2 separate regions of the Homo sapiens genome follow, and region 1 is linked to region 2. A link is a loop called in an ENCODE intact Hi-C map of the cell type or tissue named here. Cell type or tissue: gastrocnemius medialis. All regions are shown on one strand. Links, peaks and the distances in the headings refer to the core of each region. The heading gives the core; the rest is flanking DNA. Region 1 holds the start of NOXO1 (NADPH oxidase organizer 1). Region 2 holds the start of IFT140 (intraflagellar transport 140).

Region 1 (14,087 bases), core at 1-8,000, 370 kb after region 2:
TCGTCGGGCTCCGTGCCACGCGCTCTGCAGTCGCCAGCAGCCTCCGAGAATAGGTTTCCAACAGCTGCAGGCGCGCCAGGCCGCGGCTCGTGCGCCCCACGCGTCCCAACAGTGGTGCATCTTAAGGCACCACAAAAACGTACTGTGATACGCCGCTTTGGGCTTCACTGGTCCCTGGCGCCCCCAGGCAAGCCACCGCCTTCCCCGCTCCCGTACCCAGGCTGGCCTGACCGAGAAGCTTTGGGAGAACGCGGTCAGATCTCCGCAGCAGGCCCGCCTCCACCGGGAAGGTCTCCTTGAGGGTCTTCTGAGGGCGGGAACCAGGGCATTGGTCTTCCAGAGCCCACTGTGCACCCTTGAGAGGGCGGGGTCCCTCACCCGGATGGCAGGGGCTGGGAGCTTCAGCAGGGACGAAGGGCCTCCAGTGGGAGTCACTGATGGGAGGCAGTCCAGTGGGAGGCAGCCGCGTGGGGAAGCCGCCACCGCGGCATCAGGGTGGCCCAGGGTCACTCACCTTGAGCTGCCTGAATTCGTCCCAACTCCTGCGCACGAAGGTGTCGCTGCCGTCTGACCAGCGCACAGAGAAGGCAAACGTCTGGGGGACAAAAAGTTGGGAGTGCCGTGGAGGTGCTGGTCCAGGCACCCCCTTCCTATCCCTTGGGGCCACTAAGGACCCAGCCAGGTCTTACTTGGAGCCTCTTGATCTGCACCAGGGCTGCCCCTTGCACTGAAACTGGGTATCGGGGGCCTGCCATGGCTGTGGCTTCCAGGCTGCAGATTCCTGAAATGGGCGAGGACCCTTCTGCCTCCCCGTGCTTGAGAGGGCTCTGGGGGACCCAGAAAACCCCCTGGGATAGAATCCTGGCAACACCTCAAGCCTGTGGGGTCCTTGTGGAGCCGCCCCAGCTGAGTCCTTTGCAGCTTTCTTGCTGTCCCCCAAGCCCACGATCTGGGGGCAGGAGCACAGGGATTGGGGGACTTCCAGGCAGAGCTGCTGGGAGGAAGAAGAAGAATGAGCTTTCCAGCCCTGGAGGCGTGCAAGACTGAAGAAGGGGCGAAGGGTAGGCGGGACTGCTGCCTGGGGCCCTCCTGCCTGCCTCTGGCCACAGGAGGAGGGAGGAGAAGGCAGGGCTAATCAAAGCGCCACCTGTCCTGCCCACCTCTCTGGATTCCCCTACCCTGTGAGGTAATTGCCCTGCCAGGGTGCGCCCAACAACTTTGAACTGGCCTGGGGATTTCTGTGCAGAACCAAGGACTCAGTGCTTACAGCTTTAAGTGCTTTGTCTGACTTAATCCTAATGCTGGAGGAAAGGTCTCTTAATGTCCCCAACTCATAGAGGAGGAAATGTGTGTTAAATGCGTAATTATTGTGAGCTGTTCTATACATGCTGGGGGAGGGGCAGACCTCACAGGCTCACCCCAGGGGTTCCCCTGCAGTGAGGAGACTTGGGGTAGGAGAAAGAGGGCCCATCTGTGCAGTCACTGGCATTTGGTGGGTGGGGGTGGTGGTCAGGGAAGTGGTCACTAGGGCTGTTTTGAGAACCACCTCTCAATTCACGATTTGCCATGACTTACTGCAAACATGGCCTGGGCAGAGGCTCGCCCAGGTGCCCCACCTCTCTGGCTGCTTCCTTATAGTTCGGGCTTCGGAAGCCACATTCAACCCTGGCACACAGTGGTTTTTCCTCGTGCTGGGGCCACCAGTTCTGTGTTGGGATGCACCTACTCCAGCCCCTTCAGGGAGCAGTCAGCCTCTAAGGCATCCCTCCAGGAAGCTGCCCTGGCTGCAACAAAGGGCCTTTGTGTGTCTGTCCCACCAGCACTCTCTCTCATGCCCTCAAGCTGTCCCTGGTCTTGGCATGGGCAATGAACACCTGCTCACATAGGGCTGATTTGCAGGGTTCCCCCAGCCAGCTGTCACCTTCTCCCTGTCTCAGCTGAGGGCCCAGCTGACCTGGTGGGGTCCAGCGTGTGAACCCAGGGGAGACCTTGCTCCCCTGGAAGACAGGAGAAGCTGGGGAGGATTTATTCACAAGCAGAGGCCTAGAGGGATTCTGAGGCCACCTGCCTACCCCAGCTGACAGCTCCTGCCCCACACCCCATCAGCCCTGCATGGTTTCCACTTTTTCCTCCCCTACCCTCTTTTCTTGCCTGAATAGTACACCCCACCCTCCATCTGTATGCTCCTCACTTGCCCCTACAAAATCCACTCCAAGGACAGACACAGTGCCTCACCTGTAATCCAAGTACTTTGGGAGGCCGAGGCAGGGGGATTGCTTGAGCTCAGGAGTTCGAGACCAGTCTGGGCAACATGTTGAGACCTCCATCTGTGCCCCCCAAAAATACAAAAATTAGCTGGGCGTGGTGGCGTGTGCCTGTAGTCTACTTGGGAGGCTGAGGTGGGAGATCACTTGAGCCTAAGCAGTCGCGGCTGCAGTGAACAAGATCGCGCCACTGCACTCCACCCTGGGTAACGGAACAAGACCCTGTCTCAAAAAAAAAAAAGAAATCCACTCCCCATATGATAGCCAGCGGAATCTGCAGCAAACTGAAATGGGATCAGATTGGGTAACCTTGCCCAAAACTGTCTAGCATCTTCCCTCCTACCGTTATAATAAATTCCCAATCCCCGAAGCTGCCGACCAAGTCTTTGGTGGGCCCCTGTCCGTCCCTGGATCTCCCCTCCCACCTTACAACCCTCCCTAGCGTCCCACTGGCGTTTTTGTTCCTGCAAAATGCCAAGACCCTGCCACCTTGGGCTTGGTCTCGAAGGCGCTCCTCAGCTGATTCCTCATCCTTCAGAAAGGGTCACCTCCTCAAGGAGGCCTTCCAGATTTACTACACCCTTGCATGGACCCACCAGTTTGTACGTGAACATTTATGAGTGTGAGTCCTTGTTTTTTTTTCCTGTCTTGACCACTGGATTATGAACAGAGAAGGTCAGGGAACAGAATTGTGTTCCCTGCTCTGCCCAGCACTTGGAACAGCGCTTGGAACAGAGCGGTCACTGCGCAAATAATAGCGGAATGGATAAATGAACGCAAGGAGGCACAGGAATCCCAGAGGCCGCTCCAACCGGGAGCCCGACCCCTCATCCCAGGCTCTAGGATCCGCGACAGCCGGCGAGGGGCGCCAGGGAGCCCAAGGCACGCGCCAACCCTCTGCGGCCGCGCCGCGCCCTGCGTTGCCAGACGCCCGTTGCCATGGCGCCAGGGAGGGGACAAGAGCCCAGGACCCTAGCGCGCGCCGCAATCTGTGCGGTCACGCCCGGCCCGCGTTGAGAGAGCGCTTGGCAGCCAGCGGGTGGACGCGCCCCTCAGCGGAGGGCACAAAGCCTGGCCGCAGGCACGCAGGACACTCAGAACGGAGCGATGGGGACGTCGCGGGCCGCAACACGGACTTTGCCTGGGTGTCAGCTCGGGTCCACAGCGCGGCCGAGGCGCACCTTGCGCCACACACTGCTCTTTTACTGGAGAAAGCGGGACGGCCGCCACGGACGGCGCAACCCCTGCGTGCGCCGCGGATCGACGCCTGAGGGCGCCAGCAGGGTCCGACCCTCCTGCTCCGTCCCCGCCCCTGTCCTCGGGCCCGGCCAGCGCCGCGGCCTCTGGCTCCGCCTCCACACGGGCCCGCAAGCAGGCACCGCCCCCGACTCTGCCCCCAGCCCCGGCTCGGGCCCGGCCCCCGCGAGCACGGCGCGCGCCTCCGGCTCCTGTGGCCGCGCGCTGGCCTGGAGGCTGACCTGGAGGCTCATCTGGAGGCCGAGCTGACCCGGCAGGCCTTGCGCGGGCAACATGGCGGCGCCCGGCGAGCGGGGCCGCTTCCACGGCGGGAACCTCTTCTTCCTGCCGGGGGGCGCGCGCTCCGAGATGATGGACGACCTGGCGACCGACGCGCGGGGCCGGGGCGCGGGGCGGAGAGACGCGGCCGCCTCGGCCTCGACGCCAGCCCAGGCGCCGACCTCCGATTCTCCTGTCGCCGAGGACGCCTCCCGGAGGCGGCCGTGCCGGGCCTGCGTCGACTTCAAGACGTGGATGCGGACGCAGCAGAAGGTGCAGTTCCCTGCCCGATTTCTCCCAGCCCCGCGCAGCCCCTGTCCCCGCCCCCGCCCAGGTACCCCGGCAGAGCTTCCCAGGGTTGCCTGTCCCTGAACCTTGCCCCCCGGGTAGGCCCGGCCTTACAGCCTTCATCCGCGCGTGGGTTGGATCGTCTGCAGGACTTTGGCCGGAGTCCAGTGGGCCACCGGCTGGGCCGTACAGTGGGGAGCTTTGGGCGCCTTTGTTCGGAGAATGAACTCACTCTCGGTCGGCCTGCTTCCGCAGCGGGACACCAAGTTTAGGGAGGACTGCCCGCCGGATCGCGAGGAACTGGGCCGCCACAGCTGGGCTGTCCTCCACACCCTGGCCGCCTACTACCCCGACCTGCCCACCCCAGAACAGCAGCAAGACATGGCCCAGTTCATACATTTATTTTCTAAGTTTTACCCCTGTGAGGAGTGTGCTGAAGACCTAAGAAAAAGGTAAGATGTGTTTGCACGCAGCAGAGCTTTGCACTGGAGCCTGGGCCTGGGGCTCCTGGCTGACGTTATAGCGGGGAACGTAGAGAAACGGATGCAGAGGTGGCAGAAGTTTGCTGAGGAGCAGGGACCTCCAACAGGTGAGGACTGGGGCTATCTGAGCCTCCTCCTCTCGTCTCAGAAGCCAAGCTGTCGGGATCTGCTGCTGGGTACTGCTCCTGCCACAGCCACAGGGCTTCCAGGAAGGGATTCCCTGCCTTGTCTGGCACTGAAGGCGGTTTCCCGCAAGTTAGGGAAGACTCCACTTTGCCTGACTTCTAGAGTAGGACTTCTGGTTTTAAAATCTTGGAAATCCACTGCTTTTGCTCCCAAGAGCCATCTCTTCCTCACTGAGGGATCCAAGAGCCAGCACTGGCCCTTGCAGGTGTTTCTAGGCCAGATGTATAGGGTAGAGCCGCCATTGTTGCTATAAGGCTGGTCAGTTAGAATGAAGTCTCTTGCTGAACTGACGCACCAGGGCCTGCCCTCAGATGCTAAGAAACAAGTCCAGTTTTCAGTTACAAGGCTGTGCCCAGCCCCACCCAGGCCACACTCTGCCTGAGGCCAGGGACACTGGATGCCGCTTCCTGGGTGTTAGGAGCTTATAAAATTGCCAGGTCTGTGCTGTAATGTGTTGCCTTGAGGCCTCGTTGGAGTTTGCCAAGCTGTCCAGGTGGGTGTTTGCGCAGCCCTGGGAGTTCATCACACCCGGGGAGCTGCAGGGTCAGCCCTGTTCTGGGAGTGCCTGTACCTTGGAGCATAAGGGCACTCCCAGGTGTAGTTCACAGCAGTGCCCCAGCTCTCCTTCCTTGACAGCAGACAGGGAACTGGCAGGGGCAGTGGAGCCGCTGCGTCCTCTCATTCTTTACCTGCTCTCCCTACACAGGCTGTGCAGGAACCACCCAGACACCCGCACCCGGGCATGCTTCACACAGTGGCTGTGCCACCTGCACAATGAAGTGAACCGCAAGCTGGGCAAGCCTGACTTCGACTGCTCAAAAGTGGATGAGCGCTGGCGCGACGGCTGGAAGGATGGCTCCTGTGACTAGAGGGTGGTCAGCCAGAGCTCATGGGACAGCTAGCCAGGCATGGTTGGATAGGGGCAGGGCACTCATTAAAGTGCATCACAGCCAGAGCCTGTTGTGTCTCAGTTGGGTGGTCCCCAGGACACTGCCTGTGGGGACCTGCCCTGCCCCTCTTAGGTTTGGAGCAGAAGTGGAGGTGCCCACAGCAGGTACCCACTGGCCCCCTCCTCAGTGGAGACCCCAAGGAGCTGCAGCTGAACTGCAGGGGAGGGAAGGAGGAGCAGCCTGGGCTGCCCCTTGACATTCAGGATGTAGCTTCCTGCCCACCGCATACCCTGGCGCCTCACTCCTCACACGGGAAGACAGCGGGCCTGGCTGGGCATCCCTGTGCCTGTCCCTGGCGGCCAGGCCATTGCCTTCCCACTATGCAGCCAGGGATGCCCCTGCCCCCCATGGCTCTGTGCTGCTCACTTTAGGGGGCTCAATTCTCCACTCTGCTCAGTCCCTACAGGGAAAGCTCAGGTCGGGTCTTTCTGAGGGTCCACCAGCCATCCTACCCTCTCCCTGCCTGGCACATGCCTGCCAGCGTTGTGTCATGCCTGTCCACAGGGGATTCGTGGGGCTCACTTCATCAGAGTTTGAAGCCCAAATGAAACGCTGAAGTGACTGAGAACCTGGCTTCAGTATATTTTCTGCTGGGGCTTAATAAAGCAGTAGACAGGGCTTGTTCCATCCCTCTGTGCTCAGCTGCATTTCCTGCTGGGGTCCTGGTTCCTCAGGAGAGAGAGACCACAGGGTGAGAGTGAGCCAGGAACAGCAAGGACGTTGATTGGTTGGGGCAGGGGGGCCAGAGTAGCTGATGTAGGAGTACTGGGAGGCCAGACGGCACGAGGTCTCCAAGGCCCCAGCAAAGCCATGGCTTCTACCCCTAGTTCCCCTGACAGGAAGTTCTTGGCGGGTTTGGAGCCAGGGGATGGCATGGAGTGATGTGGCTTTGAAGGGTCCTCTGGCTGCTGAGCTGGGATGAGGCAGGTAAGGGTGGAACAGGAGGGGTGGGGAGGAAGCCGGGGCAGTCACCGAGTGACCACCAAGAGGAAGACCCACCCCACGGCGGGGACAGATGCGGGGTACGTTAAAGGGAGAGCCAGAGAACTCATGGGGTGAGGATGGAGTCCGAGGAGACTGCTGGGAGCCGCCGTGTGGGTCAGAGATGGAGAAGGCTGAGTGCAGCAAGGTGGGGGGTGACTGGGACCCAGCCTTTGGGCCTCCCCAGCCAGAGCAGCCCAGCAACAGTGTGTCCTGTGGTCATAAAACTCCAGGGACCTCTATCCTCCAGGAGTCTCAGCCTTTCCCTGGGCGCAGGCCCACCTTGGCATGGCCGCCTCAGGCCTCCATGGAGGGAGCTGCTATGTCCCCACCAGATTGGCCCCGTGCGGCTGCTGGCTTCTGTAGAGGCTGCCCAGAGGGGCCAGGTGGCACAAATAAGAGAGGGGAGATGGGGGGCAGCCAGGAGAGGAGGTGTCCCTTCCTCGCCCAGACACAGCGCGCTTCTCTCTGGCCTTTCCCGAGGCCTGTGAGTGCCTCAGGAAGCAGCTGGGCCCTCTGGGAAGGCTGTGTTCAGCTTAGGAACATACCGCCTGTATCTGCTGTCCCTCCCCTGCCCCCCTGCCCCCCCCACCGCCTTCCCTTTTTCCCTGTCTTCCTTAAAGTTTCACTCCTGAATAAAACTTCACTTTGCCTTAGAATCTGTTTTTCTTTTTGTTGTTGTTTTGTTTTTCTGAGACAGAGTCTAGCTCTGTCGCCCAGGCTGGAGTGCAGTGGAGCAGTCTCGGCTCACTGCAACCTCCATCTCCCGGGTTCAAGCAATTTCTCCTGCCTCAGCCTCCCGAGCAGCTGGGATCACAGGCGCCCACCACCACCCCCTGCTAATTTTTGTATTTTTAGTAGAGACAGGGTTTCACTGTGTTGGCCAGGCTGGTCTTGAACTCCTGACCTCATGAACCACCCACCTCAGCTTCCCAAGGTGCTGAGATTACAAGCGTGAGCCACTGCGCCAGGCCAGAGTCTGTTTTTGAAGGCATCCAGGCCAGTGGAACTCTAGTGCAAGGAAAAGTTCTGGCTTGAGCTGGTGTTCCAGAGCTGTTGACACGCAGACCAAAGGAGTTAGCACAGAGGGAGAGACCTCCCCAGGATCGCGCCCTGGGCTCCTAAGGCTCACAGGTCACAGAGGAAGGACCCATGAGGGAGGAGGACCTCCAGGAGGGGCATAGTGGCTCACGCCTGTAATCCCAGCACTTTGGGAAACCAAGGTGGGCAGATCACTTGAAGTCAGGAGTTCGAGACCAGCCTGGTCAACATGGCGAAACCCCGTCTCTACTAAAAATACAAAAAAAAAAAAAAAAAAAATTAGCTGGGTGCGGTGGCACACCTGGAATCCCAGCTACTCCAGTGGCTGAGGTAGGAGAATCACTTGAGCCCCTGAGGCAAAGCTTGCAGTGAGCCAAGATTGCGCCACTGCACTCCAGCCTGGGTAACAGAGTGCGACTGTAACTCAAAAAATAAATAAATAACTAAAGAAATAAATGAGTCGACAGCAGCATCAGACTTGCCCTTGGGATTGGCACGGAGAGGTCAGTGGCAACCTTGAGTTTAGGTGGCGGTGGGAGCTGATTCTGCCGGGTCAGAGGGAGAGAGAGGAGGGTGTTGCAGGCAGAGTTTGCTGCTAAAGGAAGCAGTAACGTAAGGCAGCTGGAGGGGAGGTGGGGTCAACAGTGTTTGGCTTTTAGGAGAAAGTGCAGCATGTCTGGGTGCTGATGTTAGTGATGAAGTAGAGAATGAATGACACAGAGGGGAGGTCTGTGGCCAACAGGTGAGAGGGGTTGTGATCGGACGCACAGTGTGATGGACTTGGAACACAGTGAGTAGCGCCTCTGGCAACACCTGCTCTGCCCACCTGTGCCCAGCAAGGCTGAAGAATGAGCTCCAGGGGGGCTGGGCCACGCAGCACCATCTGTGCACCCGGCTCGTGTAGCAGGGACCTGGGTTGCTTATTATCTGAAGTACAGGGTGGTAACAGTCTCCGCCACTACACAGGTCAAGCGCTTGGCGCTGTAAATGTCAGTGCAGACATCTCAGTGCTCTAGACAGAAACCTAGGAGTCATCTGAACTTCCAGCCTGCTAGGAACATGAGGAGAGGGACCTTGTTGCACCCAAGGCTGGGGTCTGTGGAGGGGACTCAGCGGGACACAGGGCAGCCAGGCACCACCCCCACCCGACTCCTAGTCTCTGATGCCGCTCCCTGCCCTCCATTCCAGACTAGGCGCCGCAAGTACGCTGGGGAGACCCAGGAGTAGGGAGGGCATTGGGAGCACCACCACCTGGCCACGGGCAAGGAGCGGAGACACCGAAACCAACACTCCCAGCGGCGCTGGCCACGGTGGCTCTGTCCCCTCCCTCAACAGGTGCTCCTGGGGCCAACGCCTTTCTTCCCACCAGATCCTCCCCGCCAGAGGCTAGAAGCTGTGATAGCAGCTAGAGCACAGTGGGGGGCCATGAGAAAGACCCCAGTTATCCATCTGGTCTTCTTGGGACCAGGGCCAGGGAGCCGGTCCCCTCTCCCGTGGGTTGGGGGAAGATGCTGCAGCCCGTGGACCTCCTACCCCTTTACTCCCTCACCCAAGTGCCCTTCCCAGAGGAGCGGACTCCTCCTGTCTGTCCTCCCGGCTCTAGCAAAGTCTGCGCCCAGCACCCGAGCCCCACCCTGCCCCCGGGGACCTGGCTGGTGGGTTCCTGAGGATGGTCTCCATCTCGGGACCGGGGCAGGCAGGTGAGGGTGGGGGATGGGAGGTGGGCGCGGCGGAGGGAGAGGAGGGACCCGGCCCCGCGCGCATGGACCCAGTGGGGGGCGCGGGCGCGGCCCCGCCCCGTCCCGCGCGTCCCCGCCGCGGCCGGCGCGCGCTCCCGGGAGGCGGCAGCGGCTGCAGCGTTGGTAGCATCAGCATCAGCATCAGCGGCAGCGGCAGCGGCCTCGGGCGGGGCCGGCCGGACGGACAGGCGGACAGAAGGCGCCAGGGGCGCGCGTCCCGCCCGGGCCGGCCATGGAGGGCGCCTCCTTCGGCGCGGGCCGCGCAGGGGCCGCCCTGGACCCCGTGAGCTTTGCGCGGCGGCCCCAGACCCTGCTCCGGGTCGCGTCCTGGGTGAGTGGTCCCTGCCCGGGCCCCCGCTCCCGCCCCTGCCTCGCGACCTTCAGGCCCCTACCAGCCCCCTGCCCCCTACCCCCTGCCCCCTGCTTCTCGCCCCCCGACCTCACTCACTCTCATCCTCGCCGGCCCCTCCCCCGCCGGCCTCAGGTTGGGGTGACGTCACCGGGCAGGGCGCGCCCACCTGCGGGCGGAGGAGGGGCCGGCGGCGCCGGAGAGGGACCTTGAGAGGTCACCGCCGGTCGCCTCTACCCCTACCTCCTCCCCGGGTCTAATTTCAGTCCCTTTCCGCAGCCCTTACTCCGTTTTTCCTGTTCTCGTGACCTGGAAGCAGGGACGGGGTGGGGACGGAATTCTCCGAGGGGCAGGAGGGGGCTACGGGAACCGAGAAGCGCCTCCCCTTCCCCCGCACACACACCCTCGGGTCTCCTTGGCAGGGAGCCTGTCCCCTGGCCCCCAGTTCCAGCTGTGAGTTGAGGGAGGAGAGGCTCTGGGCTGGGAGGGCTTCCTGGCGGCGGTGTGGAAGGCAGGTTTGGGAGCAGCCTAGCCCACTGGGGCGTCCCTGGGAGGGCCCTGCTGCTCCTTCCCTCCGGCAGGGGAGGTGGCAGTTGGGTGCCGAGCTCTGGGTTTTGTCCAGGTGGCAACCTCTGGGCCAGCCGCACCTCGGCGCCTGTCTTGGAGGAGGGCGGTGCCCACGGTGGGGCAGGGGCTTTGGCCTCCCCTGCGGAGTGGCTCTGACCAGACCGGGAGGCAGGACGCTGCGTTTTGGTCCGAGCGCACGTCCCGACTTGTGGCCCACTCTTGGGGACAAGTGCATGTCCCGGCTTCCCCCTTGGCTCCACTCTCGGAGCTGGAGCGGGAAAGGAGCGAAGGGATGAGGTTGAGGCTGGAGGTCGTTTCTTGGAAACACAGGGCTGCCCCGTGCAGCGCTGGTTAAAATGACTGCGGTCCCCCTCATGCCTGTCTCCCGGAACTGGTGGGCAGGAGGCATTGAGGTTTGACGGAACCTCAGAGGTCAACGGTGTCATCTTTTCAGCCCAAACACTTACAGGTGATATTAATAATCAGTCACGTGGGGGCTGTCATCCCTCGGGTACCCACCACGTGCAGGAAGCTGGGTGGACATGTCTGTCCCAGCACTGCATGAGCTGTGCCCGTCACCCTATTTGCATGCTAGAAAACAGGCCAGACAGTTCCCAACCGCGCAGGAAGCAACAGCTCCGCTGCCTCCATACCCTCCCTCCCGCCCCGCTCTGCCTGCTGCACTCTCACCTCCCCTTCGCCGTTCCGGCTCCAGCCTGGGAATCGCGGGCCCAGGTGAAGGCTCCTGTTCCCACACTCTTGAGTGGGCTCTGAGGGGACTCCACGGGCCCACGCGGTGCAGAGTACCTGGCTTGAATCAACCCCGGCTTTTGTCAGCCATGTGATCCCGGACAAGTCACTTCACCTGTTGGGGTCCCAATGTCCCCCGCATTTATAAAGAGAATAAGAACAATGGCGATCCCACGGGGACTTTCTGAGGATTTGGTGAGGGGACGCATGTAAAGTGGCTGTTTAACACAATGTCTGGGCATAGTAGATGCTCACTAAACGGCCCGTGTTGTCAATAATTACTAAATACGCGAGGGTTCGGGAAAGAAAGAGGTGACACCGCCCCCCACCCAGATACGGGCCTGGGAACGCAGGGACAGGCCCAGGGGCGTGGGCGCTCGAGGCGGGCTCGCAGAGGTCGGGTCGCCGCAGGGCCCTGAGCGCCGCGCCGCACGCAGGTGTTCTCCATCGCCGTCTTCGGGCCCATCGTCAACGAGGGCTACGTGAACACCGACAGCGGCCCCGAGCTGCGCTGCGTGTTCAACGGGAACGCGGGCGCCTGCCGCTTCGGCGTCGCGCTGGGCCTCGGAGCCTTCCTCGCCTGCGCCGCCTTCCTGCTGCTCGATGTGCGCTTCCAGCAAATCAGCAGCGTCCGCGACCGCCGGCGCGCGGTGTTGCTGGACCTGGGCTTCTCAGGTGGGCGGGGCCGGGGCGGTGAGCGCGGAGAGCCTTCCGGGTGGGCGGGGAGGGGGCGGGGCCTGGGCGGGGAACACCGCTGGAGTTTCCAGCTGGGCGTGGCCGTGACGAGGGGCGGGGACTGAGGCAGGGAGTGTCAATGGGCCTCCCGGGTGGGCGGGGAGGGGGCGGAGCCTGGACGGGGAGCGCCGCGGGACTTTCTAGGTAGGCGGGGCCCGGGTCTGGGCGGAGCCTGGGCGCGGAACGGGTCTGGCGCTCCCGGGTGGGCGGGGTCAGCGCAGGAGAGGGAGGCGGGACCTCGCGCCACGCGGCGAGCCCAGGCGAGGCGCCCCAAGCCTCGGGCCCACCGACCTTTCCTCCTCCGGGCGAGGCCGCCGTGGGCCACCGCGTGGAGCGTCGCCCTGACGCGCCGCACTGTTCGCAGGACTCTGGTCCTTCCTGTGGTTCGTGGGCTTCTGCTTCCTCACCAATCAGTGGCAGCGCACGGCGCCAGGGCCGGCCACGACGCAGGCGGGGGACGCGGCGCGGGCCGCCATCGCCTTCAGCTTCTTCTCCATCCTCAGCTGGGTGAGTGCGGGGCCCGGGAGGGCGGGGCGAAGGGGCGGGCGCTCGGCTGATCCCGGCTGACCCCGCTGACCCCGCCCCGCGCAGGTGGCGCTCACCGTGAAGGCCCTGCAGCGGTTCCGCCTGGGCACCGACATGTCACTCTTCGCCACCGAACAGCTGAGCACCGGGGCGAGCCAGGCCTACCCCGGCTATCCGGTGGGCAGCGGCGTGGAGGGCACCGAGACCTACCAGAGCCCGCCCTTCACCGAGACCCTGGACACCAGCCCCAAAGGGTACCAGGTGCCCGCCTACTAGCGGCTGGCAGGCACAGACCAGGGCTCCAAGGCCACCCCACCAACGCAGGCCCCAGGGTCTCCGGGACCTCCCTTGGGTCCTTCCAGCTCAGTGCCGCGGACAGAGTAGGTGGCCGCTTTGCGCCATCCGGGGCCAAGAGGGGGTGGACCCGCGTGTCTGGGCTGCCCCTGCCAAGTTCCCCCAGTCCCTCAGCACCTGGCCCCAGGACTGAGGTCCTGAGAAGGGGATAGCACTGCCCAGGACGTGTGTCCCTAGCCTGGAATGGACTGGCCTGGGGAAGGCTTTCCCCTCTTGGGCCACACCTGCTCACTCTGGGGTTGGGGGTCCAGCTGCCCTCTACGATCAGGTGCAGGGGCTGCCCAGGACAAAGCGGGGGCAGGGGAAAGACACCACCCTCGCCCCAAGACTGGGGATCCTGGCCACTGTTCCCATCCCATGTCCCTGTGGGTAGTGACTGTCTCGTTTCTGTCATGGTGGTGCGTCCCGTCCGGAGCCACTCTCCACTTTCTCTCACAGGCTGCTAGAACAGCCCAGCCCTGTCAGTGTTGTGATCATGGTCCAGTCTTCGGGTTTCACCTCCTAGTACTCCACAAGCTGCTCCTCTCTCTGTGGCCCCGGCCCCTGCCCAGGTGTGGGTGGTTCTGGCCAGGAAGGCACAAGGTAGCTGTGGGCCAAGACACCAGCCCTGTCCTAGCCCTTCAGTAAGACCTTGCCAGGAGAGGAGAAGGATGCCTGGGTGCCAGGCAAGACAAGCCCCTCAGCAGGAGAGAGGCCCAGAGGCTCCAGCTGGCCACCGTGCCCCACAAGATGGCCCCTGTGTGGTTCCCTTTACCTTGGCTTCCTGGCCCAGTCCCTGCCTCTCCACCTGCACCCTGCTTCCTGGCCCAGTCCCAGGTTGGAGTCCCTCTGCATAGCTGACTACTCATGCATTGCTCAAAGCTGGCTTTTCACATTAAGTCAACACCAAACGTGGTTGCCACATTTCATCAGACAGACACCTCCCTCTGGAGATGCAGTTGAGTGACAACCTTGTTACATTGTAGCCTAGACCAATTCTGTGTGGATATTTAAGTGAACATGTTTACAATTTTTGTATATATCACTCTCTCCCTCTCCTGAAAGACCAGAGATTGTGTATTTTCAGTGTCCCATGTTCCGACTGCACCTTCTTTACAATAAAGACTGTAACTGAGCTGACTGTGACCTGGACGCTCCTGGAATCATTTCTACCCCTTCCCTTCTGGTGCCAGGGATTGGTATCTGAGAGGCACCAGGGCCCCACAGGAGGGGACGGGGAGGTAGAGGCCAGGCTGACCCCCAGGCTCTGGGGGCTCCAGGTCCATAGGTCCCCACCACCACGTATCCCACTAGTCTGGTTCTCTGAAATGCTGCGAGACCCCTTGTTTTTTTTGTTTGTTTGTTTTTGTTTTTGTTTTTGA
Region 2 (14,462 bases), core at 2,704-10,703:
AGACGGGGTTTCACCGTGTTAGCCAGGATGGTCTTGATCTCCTGACCTCATGATCCACCCACCCCGGCCTCCCAAAGTGTTGGGATTACAGGCGTGAGCCACCGCACCTGGCACCTCATTTTCTTTATGGAATATGAGGTGCACTGGGCACCGAGAGGGTGATTATCGAAGTCTGAGGAGCTTGGGGAACGTTTCTGTTAGGGGGTGAATTGTGTCCCCACAAAGATATGTGGAAGTCCTATCCCTGGTCCTTGTGACATGGCGTCCTTTGGAAACAGGGTCTTTGCAGATGTGGGTAAGCTCAGGTGAGGTCATTAGAGCAGGCCCTAGTTACATATGCCTGATGTCCTTTTAGGAAGAGGAGAAGAGACGCAGACATACAGAAGGGAAGGCCGGATGACACCAGAGGCAGGGCTGGAGCAGCGCATCTGCCAGCCAGGGAGCACCAAGGCTTGCTGGGAACAGCAGGAGCAGGACAGCAGCTCGGGGCAGACACTCCCCTCAGCCTTCAGAGCCAGCGGGCCCTGCTGACACCTGATTTTGGAGTTCTCGCCTCCAGAGCTGCCAGAATACCTTCCTGTTGTTTAAAGCCACCCAGTTTGTGGAAATGATTAGAGTTCCAAATGGCCCCTATGGAGCGTGCAGGAGGGCACTGACAGAGGAAGATGCCTCAGGATCCACAAACAGCACTGTGGGGACATTTCTGGTGATGACTGTGAACTGATAGTGGCTTAATGCTGATAAGCATGAAGGATTCCTAAACATGTCCCCAAGCCACCAAAATAGCCAGCGTGAAAGAACTGCCCACATACTAGGGCTTTTATAACCCTGGGATTTGGCCTCTGTGAAAACTGATGACGGATGTCGTTTTCTTTTTTTTCTTTTCTGAGACAGAGTTTTGCTTTTGTTGCCCAGGCTGGAGCGCAATGGCGTGATCGCCGCTCACTGCAACCCCTGCCTCCTGGGTTCAAGCGATTCTCCTGCCTCAGCCTCCCGAGTAGCTGGGATTACAAGCATGAGCCACCATGCCCGGCTAATTTTGTATTTTTAGTAGAGATGGGGTTTCTCCATGTTGATCAGGCTGGTCTCGAACCCCTAACCTCAAGTGATCCACCCACCTCGGCCTCCCAAAGTGCTGGGATTACAGGCGTGAGCCACTGCGCCTGGCCTCATAGATGTCGTTTTCTTCATGAATAAGCTAGAGTAGAGTTCGTTTGAAAATACACACACGCACCACACGCACACACACACACGTGTGCACACACACGCATACACCCCCCCACATACAAGCATACAGATGCACACACACACCCATATGCACACACCCACGTGTGCGCACACACACACAGATGCAGACATACATATGCGCATACACACACCAATACACATACACGCACACACAGATGCATGTATACACACACACACCCATAGGCACACACACACATGTGCACACACACAAGGACAACAGCAACACAAACAACATGAGCCAGAAGCTACCACAGTCAGGCTCCTTGCTTCTGAGCACTCACTTGCTCCAGGTAAATATCCACGCTGCCTGTTGAGGTTGTGCTGATGTAAGCAACTGCCAAGAATGGATGGACAGGGTGCCAGCTGATAAATGAGGGTGACCCTGCTGCATCCGGGGCTTCTATCTGGTGGTCATAATAGAGGGCCATGACGGAACTCAGGCCTCCTCAGCGCTGAAACCTGCAGGGAAAAAAAAATGACCAAGTCCAATCAGTTTTAAATAAAACAAACAATATGACTGTACATGGAATGACGAAAAGGAAGCATCCCAAAGCCACCATCGGAAGACCATCGGCAACTTGAAAATGCCTTGCGGACTGAGCAGGCAACCTGATGCGAGGAGATCTCCAACAGGGAGACATGCAGAAGAGAAGCAGTTAGACCCGGAATCACCCAGGCTGTGACAGAAACGAATACAACTCATGGCCATCAAAGGAGGAAAGAAAGAAAAGGCCTGCAGCCTAACTACACACGCAATCCTCAGTAACTTTCATTCCAGTCACAATAAGGACAAGTTCTATTTCTGTAGTTCCCTTTAACTTTTTAGACCAAGTCTTGCTCTGTCACCCAGGCTGGAGTGCAGTGGTGTGATCACGGCTCACTGCAGCCTCAAACTCCTGGGCTCAAGTGATCCTCCCACCTCAGCCTCTCAAGTAGCTGGGACTACAGACATGCACTACCATGCCCAGCTAATTTTTAAGTAATTTGTGTAGACACAAGGTTTTACTATGTTGCCCAGGCTGGTCTTGAACCCCTGGCTCAGGTAATCCTCCTGCCTTGGCCTCCCAAAGTGCTGGGATTACAGCCGTGGGCCACCACTGCCTTTTAAACAACATTTTCAAACAAAATAAATGCAAACTGCTCCAGAAAAGAGTACTGGTACAGAAAAAAAACCAGTACTGAATTTCCAATAAAGCATAAAATCAAAGACTGTCTTTTACCTCTGACTCACAGGTGGTAGAAGACAGAAGTCTTCCTCTATTAGAGAGTCAAGAATGCACAGCCGCAGCAGCTGTGAGAAGTTGAGCTTGATCACTTACGTGAACTTAATCTCTCTCTTTCATTCTTCCTTTCAGATCTGGAAAAGATATACACATCGTCCCTTTTCAGGCGGGTTAGGGTGATAAATAAAGTGACGGTCTGGTTACTGCTCACTTTTTTACACCTCAGTCAATTTGGGGAAGTTAACTGGCAGAGAAGAACATACTTGTAGCCGGGTTTGCCACCATTTAAAATTATACAGGCTCATGCCTGTAATCCTAGCAATTTGGGAGGCCGAGGTGGGCAGATTGCCTGAGCTTAGGAGTTCGAGACCAGCCTGGGCAAAATGGCGAACGCCACCCGCCTCTACTAAAAATACAAAAGGTTATCCAGGTGTGGTGGCAGGCACCTGTAATTCCAGCTACTCCGGAGCCTAAGACAGGAGAATCACTTGAACCTGGGAGGCAGAGGTTGCGGTAAGCTGAGATCGCGCCACTGTACTCCAGCCTGGCAACAGAATAGGACTCCGCCTCAAAAAAAAAAAAAAAAAAAAGAAACCCGAACAACAAACAAACACTCCAGATCAAAACCTGGGCAATTTAAAATAGCAAAAGAAACCTTTAAATTAAAAAATATATATTGTTTAGAGACAGGGCCCCCAGGCTGGAGAGCAGTGGTGTGATCATGGCTCACTGTAGCCTTGAACTCCTGGGCTCAAGTGATCCTCCTGCCTCAGTCTCCCAAGTAGCTGGGATTACCTCTTAAAATGAGTTTTGGCCAGGCATGGTGGCTCATGCCTGTAATCCCAGCACTTTGGGAGGCCGAGGCGGGTGGATCACAAGGTCAGAAGATCGAGACCATCCTGGACAACATGATGAAACCTCTTCTCTACTAAAAAATACAAAAATTAGCTGGGTGTGGTGGTGCCTGCCTGTAATCCCAGCTACTCAGGAGGCTGAGACATGAGAATCGCTTGAATCCAGGAGGCGGAGGTTGCAGTGAGCCGAGATCTTGCCACTGCACTCCAGTCTGGGCGACAGAGCAAAACTGTTTAAAAAAAAAAGGGGGTTTTAACATGTTGCAGCCAGCCCCAAGGTTACAAATCCTGGGCTAAGGGAAATTAGGATCTAATAAGTTTACTCTGTGAAAATATTTCTCTGAAAAATGAGTGATACATTAATACGACACTGTGCAATAACTATGAAGGCAAACGGCCCTAATTGCTTTCTTTCCTGCCTGGGGTTTTTCAAGGTTCCCCCCGGCTTTGGGTAAGGGAGCTCTCTCAGGGCTTGATGGCTTTACCTTTGTCGTGTGCTTCTTGCCCAGTGTCCCCACACAACGTTGCGCTTCTCCGTGGCTGCATTTAGACTTTACCGTAAATGTGAGTTTCACTGCTCACACATTGCCCCCCATATTATCTTCCCCAGAGAGCAGGAGGCACCCAGTATTCCCACCTCCTTACAACAGTGCCTTGCACAGAACAGGCCCTGCGCGGATGAAACTTAGCAAGGAGAGAGATTCTTCCTGTTGTATCAATATAAGAAACGGGTTCCAGGCCTGCCTGAATGAGTTCCATACACAATGCATTAATATAATTGTTCATAGTTCCTTTCAACGGCCTCTTAACAAGTTCCCAAAATGAGTATTATCAGTATAATTTAAAAAGTTAACACAAGGAGGAGAGATGGCTGACAATAAAATAGTTATGTACTTGATGACAATCTGTAATAGCTTCAGGTCGGAAACAAGTACCTTTCCTTTTCTTGAAACAAAGTTCCAGTCTCTGGAACATAAAACCGGGAAATACATCAACTTTGGGGAACAGGAGAAAAACTGTATTTATTCTAACCGAAGTACTCCTCTCACTTTCAGGCGTCCAGCGTCTCCAGAGCCTCTACAAGTGCCTCCATCAAACCAGCTTTTGGGAAAGAATCTGTTAAGCCCATTCAGCTAAGCGGCACGGGGTCACAGGGCTTTGAGTAGCCTTCCTCGGTGACGCTGAGTAGGGAACTCCGGGATGGGGCTCCACGGTGGACTCTCGGGGACAGGCACCCGGGGCCACCCTACAAAGCCTCGCCCTCCAGGCCACAGTCCAGAGCCTTCGGCCTGCGCAGGGTCCTCGCTGCATCCAGCGGACGGTACTGAGAAGCCATGCGCTGGCGGTTTGATGCAACACGACCCTCAGGGCCGACCCAGCGAGTGACCAAACATAGCATGTTTTTGTTTTGCATCTCTCGTTTGTCCCGTTTCGCCTCGGGGGTGTGATGGCGCCGCCCACCTCCCCACCCCGCCCATTCCAAAGGGACTCTCCCAGCTACCGGAATCAGCCGCGATTCGAGGCCGGGCGGGGGCGACAGCCATAGTCCGACGAGCGACCTGGACCCCGCGCCAAGCCCGCCCCAGCCTCGATGGGACTCGCGAGGGGCCGCGGGGACTCGGCGGCGCCGGGATCGTGGGAGGAGACGGGAGGGTCCCGACGCCCGCCACCGGTCACATCCTCGGCCCCAAACCCCGGCCTGGCTCCTAAGGACCTGGGTCGGCCGCCCTAGCCCTAAGGCCACTCACCTCTGCCAGGCCGCTGAGCCGCCGCGCGTTGCCGGGACAACGGCGCGCCAGGAACGCGGAAATAGCCGAAGGTGAGCGAGGCGGCCCCGAGGACTCCCGAAGCGCCCCGAGCGGCCGGAAAGAGCCGAAGGCGATCGGGCACGCACGTGCAGCTCCGAGGCCCGAGCGTCGGGGGCCAGGTTATTCCGCTCTGCAAGAGAGAAGCGGGACGAGCTTTTTCTAGGAGAGACGGCGGCGCAGGGCCGGCGTCTGGGTCCCCTTTGTGTGGAGGGCGCGCTGTCACAGCCCCGATCAACCGCGGCATCCTCCCCTCCTGGGCGTGTTCCCTTCCCGTGCATCCCGAGGCGGAGCCTTTCCAGCACGCGGCGGTCTCGGCCCAGGCCTTCCCTGGGCTCCGCTTTTCTAGTTTCGGAGCGGAGGGCGTGGGTCAAGCGTTTCTGGGAAAGTCGATGCGCTCGGCAGTGTCCTGAGGTGTTGGGTGACTGAGGGCCTGTTCCATCGCCGGGCCCCGGACTCCACAGAGCCAAGCGAGGCAGGGAGCGCCCCCAAGAAAGCAGCTGGCGGCCGGACGCGGGGCTCGCGCTTGGGCTTCCAGCTCTTGGGGGCTGGGGCGGGCGGATCGTTGGAGCCCAGGAGTTCGAGACCAGCCTTGGCAACAAGGCGAGATCCTGTCTCTAAAAAATTACAAAAATTAGCCGGGCGCGGTGGCGCCTCTAGTCTCGGCTACAGGAGGCTGAGGGAGGAGAATCGCCTGAGCCCCGGGAGGCGGAGACTGCAGCGAGCCGAGATCGGGCCACTGCACTCCAGCCTGGGCGACAGAGCGAGTCAAAAAAAAAAAAAAAGAAAAGAAAAAGAAACACTGGAATTTGAGCCGGGCGCGGTGGCTCACGCCTGCAAACCCAGTACTTTGGGAGGCTGAGACGAGCGGATCACTTGAGGTCAGGAGTTCGAGACTAGCTTGGCCAACATGGTGAAACCCCGTATGTACTAAAAACACACAAATTAGCGAGTATGGTGGCGCGCGCCTGTAATTCCAACTACTCGGGAGGCTGAGGCAGGAGAATCGCTTGAACCTGGGAGGCGGAGCTTGCAGTGAGCCAAGATTGCGCCACTGCACTCCAGCCTGGGCGACAGAGCGAAACTCCGTCTCAAAAAAAAAAAAAAAGAAAGAAAGAAACACTGGAATTTGAAAAACACCCCTCTGCTTTCTTGCTATGAAGAAAATGACCAAGTGCCCAGCGCCGCTCGGCTACGCTAACGTAGCGCAGAAGCACATACTCCACCCAGGAAAGGGTGCGCTTAACTGCCTCAGACGTGCTTCCACACTTCTCAGAACTCAGGTTCGCGCCCGATTCCACACTCCGAGCTACCACGCCGTTTTCTTCTCACGTATCCGTCAACACTGCTGCGGCCAATCACAGCACGGGCCCTGGCCTATTGGCTGTCTGTCCACCAATCCAAAGAGACGCACAGTCCGCAAGGTCGCGAGGCTGGCGTCACAACACTACTGGCGCCGCGGGCTCGCCCCCGACGCCCACCGGGCTCGTACGTGCGAGCGCGCCCGCCCAGCGCTAGCCAATGGGAGCGCCGTTTTGGGGAGACGGGCCCGAAGAAACATTGGGGGTGCTCGCCCCCGCGTTCGTCGCCCCGCCCCGCGCGCCCGCGCACCCCGGCCCCGCCCCCGCGCGCCGTCCGTGAGGTCCCCACCGGCCGCCGTAGCCGGAACTGCTGCTGAGGGCGGCGGGCCGGCTTCGCTAGGGTGAGTGGCGGCAGTATCTGCGTCCGCAGCCCCCGCAGCCGCGCGCCGGCCCGCGGAGGGGACGTGCCGGGGCTAGCGCCGCTCGACCAGTCGCTTCCGAGGCGGACGACCAGCCCGGCGTTGCGGCCTCCCTGCAGCCGGCGCTCGGGGGCCGGGGCTGCCCGGCCCGGCTGGTTCTGCGGGCACCCGGGGAGGCCCCGGGAAGCCAGGCTGCCGCCCGGCGTTGATGAAAAAGGTGACCAAGGCTGGGCGGCGGGGCTGTCATGGCGAGGCCCGGCCGGGGGGTCCTGTCGGGCGGCGCGGGAGAGCGCGGGGGGGGCGTCGCTTCCACAGCGCCCGGTACAGCCACAACTGGCCTCAGGGCGAGGAGGCTTCTGCGTCCCCATCCCGAGACGCGAGCCGGTGCGGAGCGGGACGGGGCTGGAGGAGACTGCGCCTCCGAGAAAAGTCCGGTCTCGTTGGAGGTTCTCGCGAAAAGGAGGCCATCCCCCTGCTTGTTGGCCCTTAGGGTAAAGTCTGGACGGCGTCGGTCCTTTCAGTGGCGAAAAGCGCTTCCCCGTGCTCGGTCGGCGTCTTGGGTGTGGAGCCCGGCGAGCGGGCGAGTTCACTCTGGTGGCCGAGTTTGTTTTGCTTGGGTCCCGGGTGGCCTGCGGGCGGACAGGTCCCTGGGCAGCGGGGTTCTCAGCCCGAGACGAGGTCTTTGGGGGTTTAGGTTTCTTGAGTGGAAAGAGGTGGGTTGAGGGGGAAGAGTGGGAAGTCTTGCCACGAAATCCCTTAAGTTGGGGTGTTTGTCGTGGGTGGTTTTGTTCTTTGGCAGAGTTTTTTTTAAAACTAGCATGAACTCGAGATTCCCTAGACCAATTCCGACAGGAGAAAACGGCCACGGATCCTTGTGTGATCTGCACCTCAGGGTGGGGGCATCATTGCGACTTTGAAGCCATTTCCCGATCTCTCGGAAAGAGAGGTCCTCGCCCGCGTCCCTGTATTTCGTGGTTGGTGTTGGTGCCTCGATCGTGTGTTCCTTTGAAGTGGAAATGCCCCCGTTCTCAACAGTTGAGTTGAACGCAGGGTCAGTATCTGCTGAGGAATCTAATCTTCAGCGTTTTTGCTTCCTCACACGTGCCCGTCCCGGACTGTTTCTGGGCTGCAGCTCTTGCTGTGTACCTGATTGTCTGAGTTTATTTTTGAGTGGCTCTGCTTTCTGGGCTGCAGCATTTTTAGTCACTGCACTTTGTTGTTGACATTTTACAGGGCGGTGGGTAGCAAAGTTGATGCAATAATTTTATTAATTGTTGCCAAGAGTTTTAACACCATTGTCTTCTACCGCTTCTTGCACCTGGACCCGGACATAACTGGGCTGTCACTTTCCCGGGTGGTTCCAACCTGTTCCATGCAACAGGCTCCTTTGTTGCAAAAGCATTTTTAACTAGTAAATCCCCGCAGCAGCTCACATTTCCCACCCTGGGAAGAAGATTCCCAGAGACCCGGAGCTGATTATTCTTTATGTGTGTTTTAAAATAAGCAGGCGGGCCGGCGGCATTGGGCCACCATGGAGTTCCCCGTGCGGGCAGGCGAGCCCGCGCTTCTCCCGTCCCGGGGTGGATCCGGCCTCCTCTGTCCTCCTCCAGGGCCAGCTCTGGGGGCCGGCGCGTGGGGCAGGTGCGCGGGGCCCGGGAGCCCCGCGCCTTTCGGGGGGCGGGGAGGGGGTGGGACGAGGGGCTAGGGCTGGGGCTGCGGCCCGGCCGGCCGAGGCGGCGCAGGGAGCGAGGCCGGCGCGCAGGGCCAGGCCATGAGCCGCGGCCCCGCCGGGTAGGTGGCTGTGGGCGGGGCAGCGGCCCGGACCCGCAACCGTGCCCAGACCCGCGCCCGCGCCGGGGCTCCCATAGACCCCGGGGCCGGGGCCGGGGCCGGGGCCGGGCAGGGTCCGCCGAGCTGTCGCGCCCTCCCGCCGCCGGCCCGGGCGTCTGGACGCGAGCCTCGGCCAGGGGGCGTCCGGGGAGGCCCGGGAGGGTCCCGGGCTGGTGGGCAGGGCCGGGGGCGGCGGCGTGGGGGCGGCAGGGGCCGCGGCGGGCTCGGGCGGGCTCGGGCGGGCCGGGCCGAGCCGCCGAGAGGGGATTTGGAACAAACAACGGCGGCCATGTTGAGAGCGCGTCGGGGCCGCTAAACTTCCCGGCCTGCGCCCGCCTCACCGGCCGCCTCCCCTCTCCCGGCCGCAGGATGACAGTGAAGTTGGGCGACGGCGGCAGCGGGGAGGACGGGCTCAAGAAGCTGGGCAAGCGGGCGGCCGATGAGGAGTCCCTGGAAGGAGAAGGGGCCGGCGGCGCAGACGCGGCCGAGGAGAGCAGCGGCACAAAGAGGGACGAGAAGACCCCCCGGGCCGGCGCCGACGGCCCCCCCGCGCCCCCCGGCGCGCCGCAGGCGCCGTCCCCGCCGCAGGGCAGCCCCCAGGACCAGCACCACTTCCTCCGGTCCAGCGTGCGGCCGCAGAGCAAGAGGCCCAGGAAGGATCCTCCGAGCGCTGTGGGGAGCGGCAACGCCGGTGGCTCGGGGCCCCGCGGAAAAGGTAGGGCGGCCCGTCCCCTTGGGAGACCCCAGCCCCTCTCCGGGGTGTGCCGCGGGGGAGAGGAACCCCTCGCCCCAGCCGGGCTCCACCCTAGCTCACCCATCCCGCGGCCTACACTGAGGCTCTCAATTTGGGTGGCACTTATGGGGCATGTGTCCCCTCTCTCCTTCGAAGAGGCTGCGACTTTCTATATTTAAACTCTTTGAAGAGGCAGTGAGTATCCTTTTTTGGGGGGGAGTCGAAGAGATCCCTTAAAGCTGTTTCCTTTCCAAAGGATCACTGATGGTTTTCTATGGTTTTGTGTTTCAAACAGCGGACAATAGTTCGGAAACGGGAAGAGAAAAAAATACCTGCTGTATCTCTTTCCCAGACATCAGGCGGTGGAAATGCACCAAGGGAGCAGGCTTTTGAAACTCATTGGGGGGAAGATGGGTAAGAAGCGGAGAAAGGATCCTTGGGGTCTGACTTGGACCCATTGTCCTCTCCTTCAAGTGCTCCTGGGTTGAGAGTAGGAAGGGCATAGAGATGGGGCCCTTTGAGTTGCAACTGGGGTTTACTTCTGTGCCAAAGAAAGGAAAGAGTGGTGAAAACGATTGACATGAACAAGCAGCAGCTTGTAGTGTTCGCCCTTGTATTCTGAGGTGATGGAGAATGTTGCTACTTAGCTGGGGTCTCTTACCAAGATAGTAAGAAAACGGCATGTTAGTTTCGTTCTCCATGTGCCAGTGCTTCATTGTTGTCTGCTCTTATTTCTATTTCAGTCTTGTGCTTTTCCTTACGCAGGTGAATGACTCTGATTCTTTTTGTTTCCGACCATGTTCGCAGCACTTTGTATAAATAGCAAATATAACATCAGCTTCCAGTGAGTTTCACGTGAAAAAAAAATCTTTCACTTCCTTCCTTGGGAAATGCTCGTTTACATTTAGTGAATGGTCCTGGTAGTTTTGACAAGGAAATATATTACGAACTAATGGAGAACCTGCTTTGGAGATCTGTGCCACATGTGTTCCATTAAGCCCACTTCTCCTGCCGCATTCTCAACCGAAGAAGGCTGGCCTCCGGAATCATGGCCTTACTCATTGGTAAAGAATTCTGATATAAGTATACTTATTTAAAGATGTAAATAGAAGGTAACTTAGCATGTTTCAGAATTTAAAACTTGCCTCATATGAATTTATTTTGATGTGAAAGTTGCTGATCAATTTGGAAAACATGAGTGGCTTTGCTTGTTACTAGTTTTTTATTGCTAGTTACAGGTATGTCTAAGCTCATATAAGCTCCATGGTTCCTTCAAAGGTTTGTTGTTCATGGTTCAGAAGCCCTGGACCTTGAATCCAGCCGGCATTCGTCCCCCATGTCCCTGGCCTCCAACCTTGCTCTGCCCCTTCACCCTCTTGGAGATGCTTTTCTGTCGGGTGTCCTCACCTGTGAGGCAAGGAATGAGAGCAGCTACTTCACCCCGTTGAAGTGCGGCTGCTAAAATGAAATAGTGCATTGGTGTGAAAGCACTCTCAGACGTGTACGTGGCTACTTGTATGTATAAGTGAAGTGCTGCTGAGACGTTAGTGATCAGGTCAATTTTTGGCAGTTGGGACGAGGGGAGGCTTGCTTTTGTTTGTATAGTTGAGAGTGGCTTGCTAAGGTGCAGAAGGTTTCCTGAGCTTGGCTCACACTTAGGTTGCTGGCACTTCTTTCTTTGCTTCTTGTCCCATTGTGTGGCTTGGAGAAGCGTGGGACTTTTCATTAAGTTTTAATATTAATAAAATGCAAATTTATTAGAATTTGTGCTCCTCGTGACATATCCATTATCCCACTTTAGCAAGCAAATATATCTTTTTTTTTTTTTTGAGACTGAGTCTCACTCTGTCACCCAGGCTGGAGTGCAGTGGTGCGATCTCAGCTCATTGCAAGCTCTGCCTCCCAGGTTCACACCATTCTCTTGCCTCAGCCTCCCAGGTGGCTGGGACTACAGGCGCCTGCCACCACACCCAGCTAATTTTTTTTTTTTTTTGGTATTTTTAGTTGAGACGGGGTTTCACCGTGTTAGCCAGGATGGTCTCGATCTCCTGACCTTGTGATCCTCCCGCCTCAGCCCCCCAAAGTGCTGGGATTACAGGCATGAGCCACCGCTCCTGGCCACAAGCAAATATATCTTTAAGCAAATAATAAGCTAAGCTGTGATGGTGGCTTTTAGGAGAGGAGTAGGAAGTGGGTCTCCTTTGCATCACAGAACTTCTCGGCCACTGTCTGCCTTGGAGCTTCCCGGGAAGGAAGGCTGCCTGTCCGCTGCTCTCTGCTTTCAGGTTCCTCAGTGCTTTGGGAGGCACTTCACTGTGCCCAGGACATCCTCTGACACCAGTCTTTGGAGAGACCTCTGCTCAGTCGTTGCTTCCATTACCCGTCAGAAAAGAAGGCCAGGTGGTGGCAGTTGCCCCGCAACAGTCTTTAGCTCACCTTCCAGAAAGATGCTCAGAGGAGAATCCTCTTACATTCTGGAGAAATCTGCATCTGGAGTGGTGAGCATCTGTCAGGGAGGAAACGATCAATACTTCATGTTTCAATTTTTCACTTGGAAATGATGTAACTTCTATTATGCCTAAGGAATACTTAGCTCAATCACTGGCAGTTCCTTTGGTTGATTACTTACTGCCCTGGCCAGTTTCAATCTCAGTGGGCCTGAGACTCTTACAGTGAATTTGGAAGAAAGGACTTGTGGAGAAAAGGAAAGTCTGCTTGTTTGGCTTTTCTGCATGCAAGTGTGTTTTCTTTCTCTGAAGAAGACACTCTTATTGACTTCAATGAAAAATGCTTTTTTTTCTAGTTCAGTTTCAAATTTAAATCTTCTTGCATTGATAAAGCGATGGTAGCTGGGATTTAGTGCCTGTTTGCCAGGCATCTTGCATGTCTGTAATTTTGCTTTTAAATGAGTGCAGAACCTGAAGTAGATTGTTTAAGTCACATGCTCAACCTAAACTCAAGGTAAGCTGCAGACCAGAAATCCCAAAACAGACATTCCTGCAGCTCTAATACACCACCCACGTGACCCTGGGACGCACTGGAGATTTCGGCTTAGAGCCGCAGAAACCATCTGAAAGACATAAGTCAGGAGACAGAGTCCTGATACCTTTCCCTATTTGGCCAGTTCATGATCCAGCTAGCCCTGGGCAAACTAGTCCATCTTTTGGATAAAATAAACACCTGCCTCAGAATCGCTTGAACCCGGGAGGCGGAGGTTGCAGTGAGCCAAGATTGCGCCATTGCACTCCAGCCTGGGCAACAAGGGTGAGACTTAGTCTCTAAATAAATAAATAAATATAAAAATAAACACCTGCCTTAAGTCACAAGGTGTTTTACAGGCACCTGGTGTTTCTGCCATGAAAAATGCATGCAGCTTCAAGATTACAGGACTGCAGGAGGAGGCTGCACAGGCTGGCGGGGTGGGGAGCCTACCTGTGGGGTGAGTAGAAGTCCGGGAATGCTGGTGCTCTGCTGGGGCAGATGGGATGAGAGAACACTGGGGGTGGGGACAGAGAGCCTCTGCTTATTTTGGTCCCCCTCTCACCCCGAAGAACTTCAGTTCCATCAAGGATGGGGAAATGCACCATCTCCAGAATAGGGTAATGTAGTCTGAAGTGACAGTCGTTTGTGTGTAGGAATCGGTAAACGACTGTGCACAATTTACTCTTTATATTTTGTATAATCTGTGGACTGTTTGTAGTTTCTAGATGTTTCAAAAAGATGTCTCATAAGAGATTGTACCTGTAGTCCTAGCTACTCAGGAGGCTGAGGTGGGAGGATCACCTGAGGCTGCTGGTTGGAGGCTGCAGTGAGCTGTGGACATTGCACTCCAGCCTGGGTGACACAACAAGACCCTGTTTCAAAAACAAAACAAAACCAAAAAAGATAAAGTAGGTAAGGCAAAATTTGAACATTGGTTTGAAGGCTGAGCTGCTTTTCAAATACCTGTATACTTTTGGTATTAAAACTAGTTTCTGTGGTGTCTGTTGTTGTGAAGTTGTCTAATGAGGTAGACTTTTCGATTTTCATTTTTGTATCTTATTGTGGCTTATGTAAGGATATAACAGGGAGATGATTCATGATTGCAAAGTCAGAAATGTGAAAATTAACATCGTTGTATAAAGTGGTGTGTAGAAGCTCTTTGTCACATAAGTAACAACAGCGGGGTTTTGTTTTTTGTTTTTGTTTTGTTTTTGAGACGGAGTCTCATTCTGTCGCCTGGGCTTGAGTGCAGTGCTGCGATCTCAACTCACTGCAATCTCCGCCTCACAGGTTCAAGCAATTCTCCTGTCTCAGCCTCCTGAGGAGCTGGGACTACAGGCGCATGCTGCTACACCCGACTAATTTTTTTTATTTTAGTAGAGATGGGGTTTTACCGTATGGCCCAGGCTGGTCTCGAACTCCTGAGCTCAGGTGATCCGCCTGCCTCGGCCTCCCAAAGTGCTAGGATTTCAGGCGTGAGCCACTGCGCCCGGCACAACAGCGTTTTTAACACTAAAGAACCACGTTAGAAACACTGAAAAAAGGAGACATTTCCAGGAGTTTGTAGTTTAGTTGGGATATCTTGCAATACCTACAGGATACAATTAGAAAATCTGCTGGTATTTCATGAAGAGGGCATACGCTTTTATACAAACAGTGGAGTTCTAGTTGTATTTCTCTCAAATATTTGTAGGAGGGGAAAGGGAGAATCTTCAAGAGAGACAGCGCTGGTCAGAGCATGCAGGAGGACGCTGAGCCTTGCAGGCACTGAGGGTGGGAGTCCCGGCAGAGAAGGGGACAGTATGAGTGACTCCCAGAGGGTGTCGTGGAGACCATTAGGTTTTAGGTCAGCTTCAGAACCTGGAAGAGGACATCTCAGAGTCTGGCGACCCTGACCAGGGCTCTTGCAGGCACGCCTGGAGTGTGGACCAGATCTTTAGATTGATGGGACAATGCGAGGTCAGGAGGGGTCCCGGTTTGCTCACCGACTGCCTGTCGTATAGGATGGAGCGACACCACTGCGTGTGCATGACGATGGAGCTGGGTAGGGGAGGCTCAGAACTCATC

What was found. Peaks named below come from ENCODE experiments on the same cell type or tissue, not always from the same donor. Only the 100,000 strongest peaks of a DNase experiment are listed, where the experiment ranks them.
Region 1: it touches region 2 in a loop (3-fold over the local background); 2 of 110 quality-filtered maps call a loop at or near these places.

Annotation. Positions count from the first base shown.
Region 1 is chr16:1,980,425-1,994,511 of GRCh38, forward strand. TBL3 (transducin beta like 3) reads left to right here. Exons shown (of 22, transcript NM_006453.3): 22 at 1-2,505. It overlaps NOXO1 (NADPH oxidase organizer 1), which reads right to left and starts at 1,045. Exons shown (of 8, transcript NM_172167.3): 1 at 690-1,045; 2 at 515-595; 3 at 232-307; 4 at 1-120. The coding sequence starts at 755. GFER (growth factor, augmenter of liver regeneration) reads left to right here and starts at 3,769. Exons shown (of 3, transcript NM_005262.3): 1 at 3,769-4,052; 2 at 4,323-4,519; 3 at 5,442-7,325. The coding sequence starts at 3,795. The coding sequence ends at 5,604. SYNGR3 (synaptogyrin 3) reads left to right here and starts at 9,546. Exons shown (of 4, transcript NM_004209.6): 1 at 9,546-9,777; 2 at 11,550-11,787; 3 at 12,212-12,354; 4 at 12,439-13,851. The coding sequence starts at 9,679. The coding sequence ends at 12,648. RefSeq lists silencers at 1-98, 2,308-2,500, 3,521-4,060, 9,676-9,765, 9,846-9,965 and 2 more and enhancers at 1-485, 962-1,021, 8,504-9,083, 11,402-11,979, 12,560-13,137. In gastrocnemius medialis, for the core only: a CTCF peak has its summit at 3,480; DNase peaks (open chromatin) are centred at 47 and 3,557; H3K4me3 peaks cover 1,984 bases; H3K27ac peaks cover 1,683 bases.
Region 2 is chr16:1,605,591-1,620,052 of GRCh38, forward strand. It overlaps IFT140 (intraflagellar transport 140), which reads right to left and starts at 6,482. Exons shown (of 31, transcript NM_014714.4): 1 at 6,378-6,482; 2 at 5,074-5,263; 3 at 1,530-1,707. The coding sequence starts at 1,676. It overlaps CRAMP1 (cramped chromatin regulator 1), which reads left to right and starts at 6,770. Exons shown (of 21, transcript NM_020825.4): 1 at 6,770-7,067; 2 at 9,049-9,395. The coding sequence starts at 9,050. LOC105371046 (a long non-coding RNA gene) reads left to right here. Exons shown (of 3, transcript NR_135176.1): 3 at 4,381-4,738. RefSeq lists silencers at 4,809-5,188, 6,427-6,956, 6,977-7,096, 7,127-7,286 and enhancers at 6,217-6,276, 6,665-7,165, 7,166-7,666. In gastrocnemius medialis, for the core only: no CTCF peak of the experiment used is centred there; DNase peaks (open chromatin) are centred at 4,575, 4,851, 5,171 and 6,561; H3K4me3 peaks cover 5,033 bases; H3K27ac peaks cover 5,193 bases.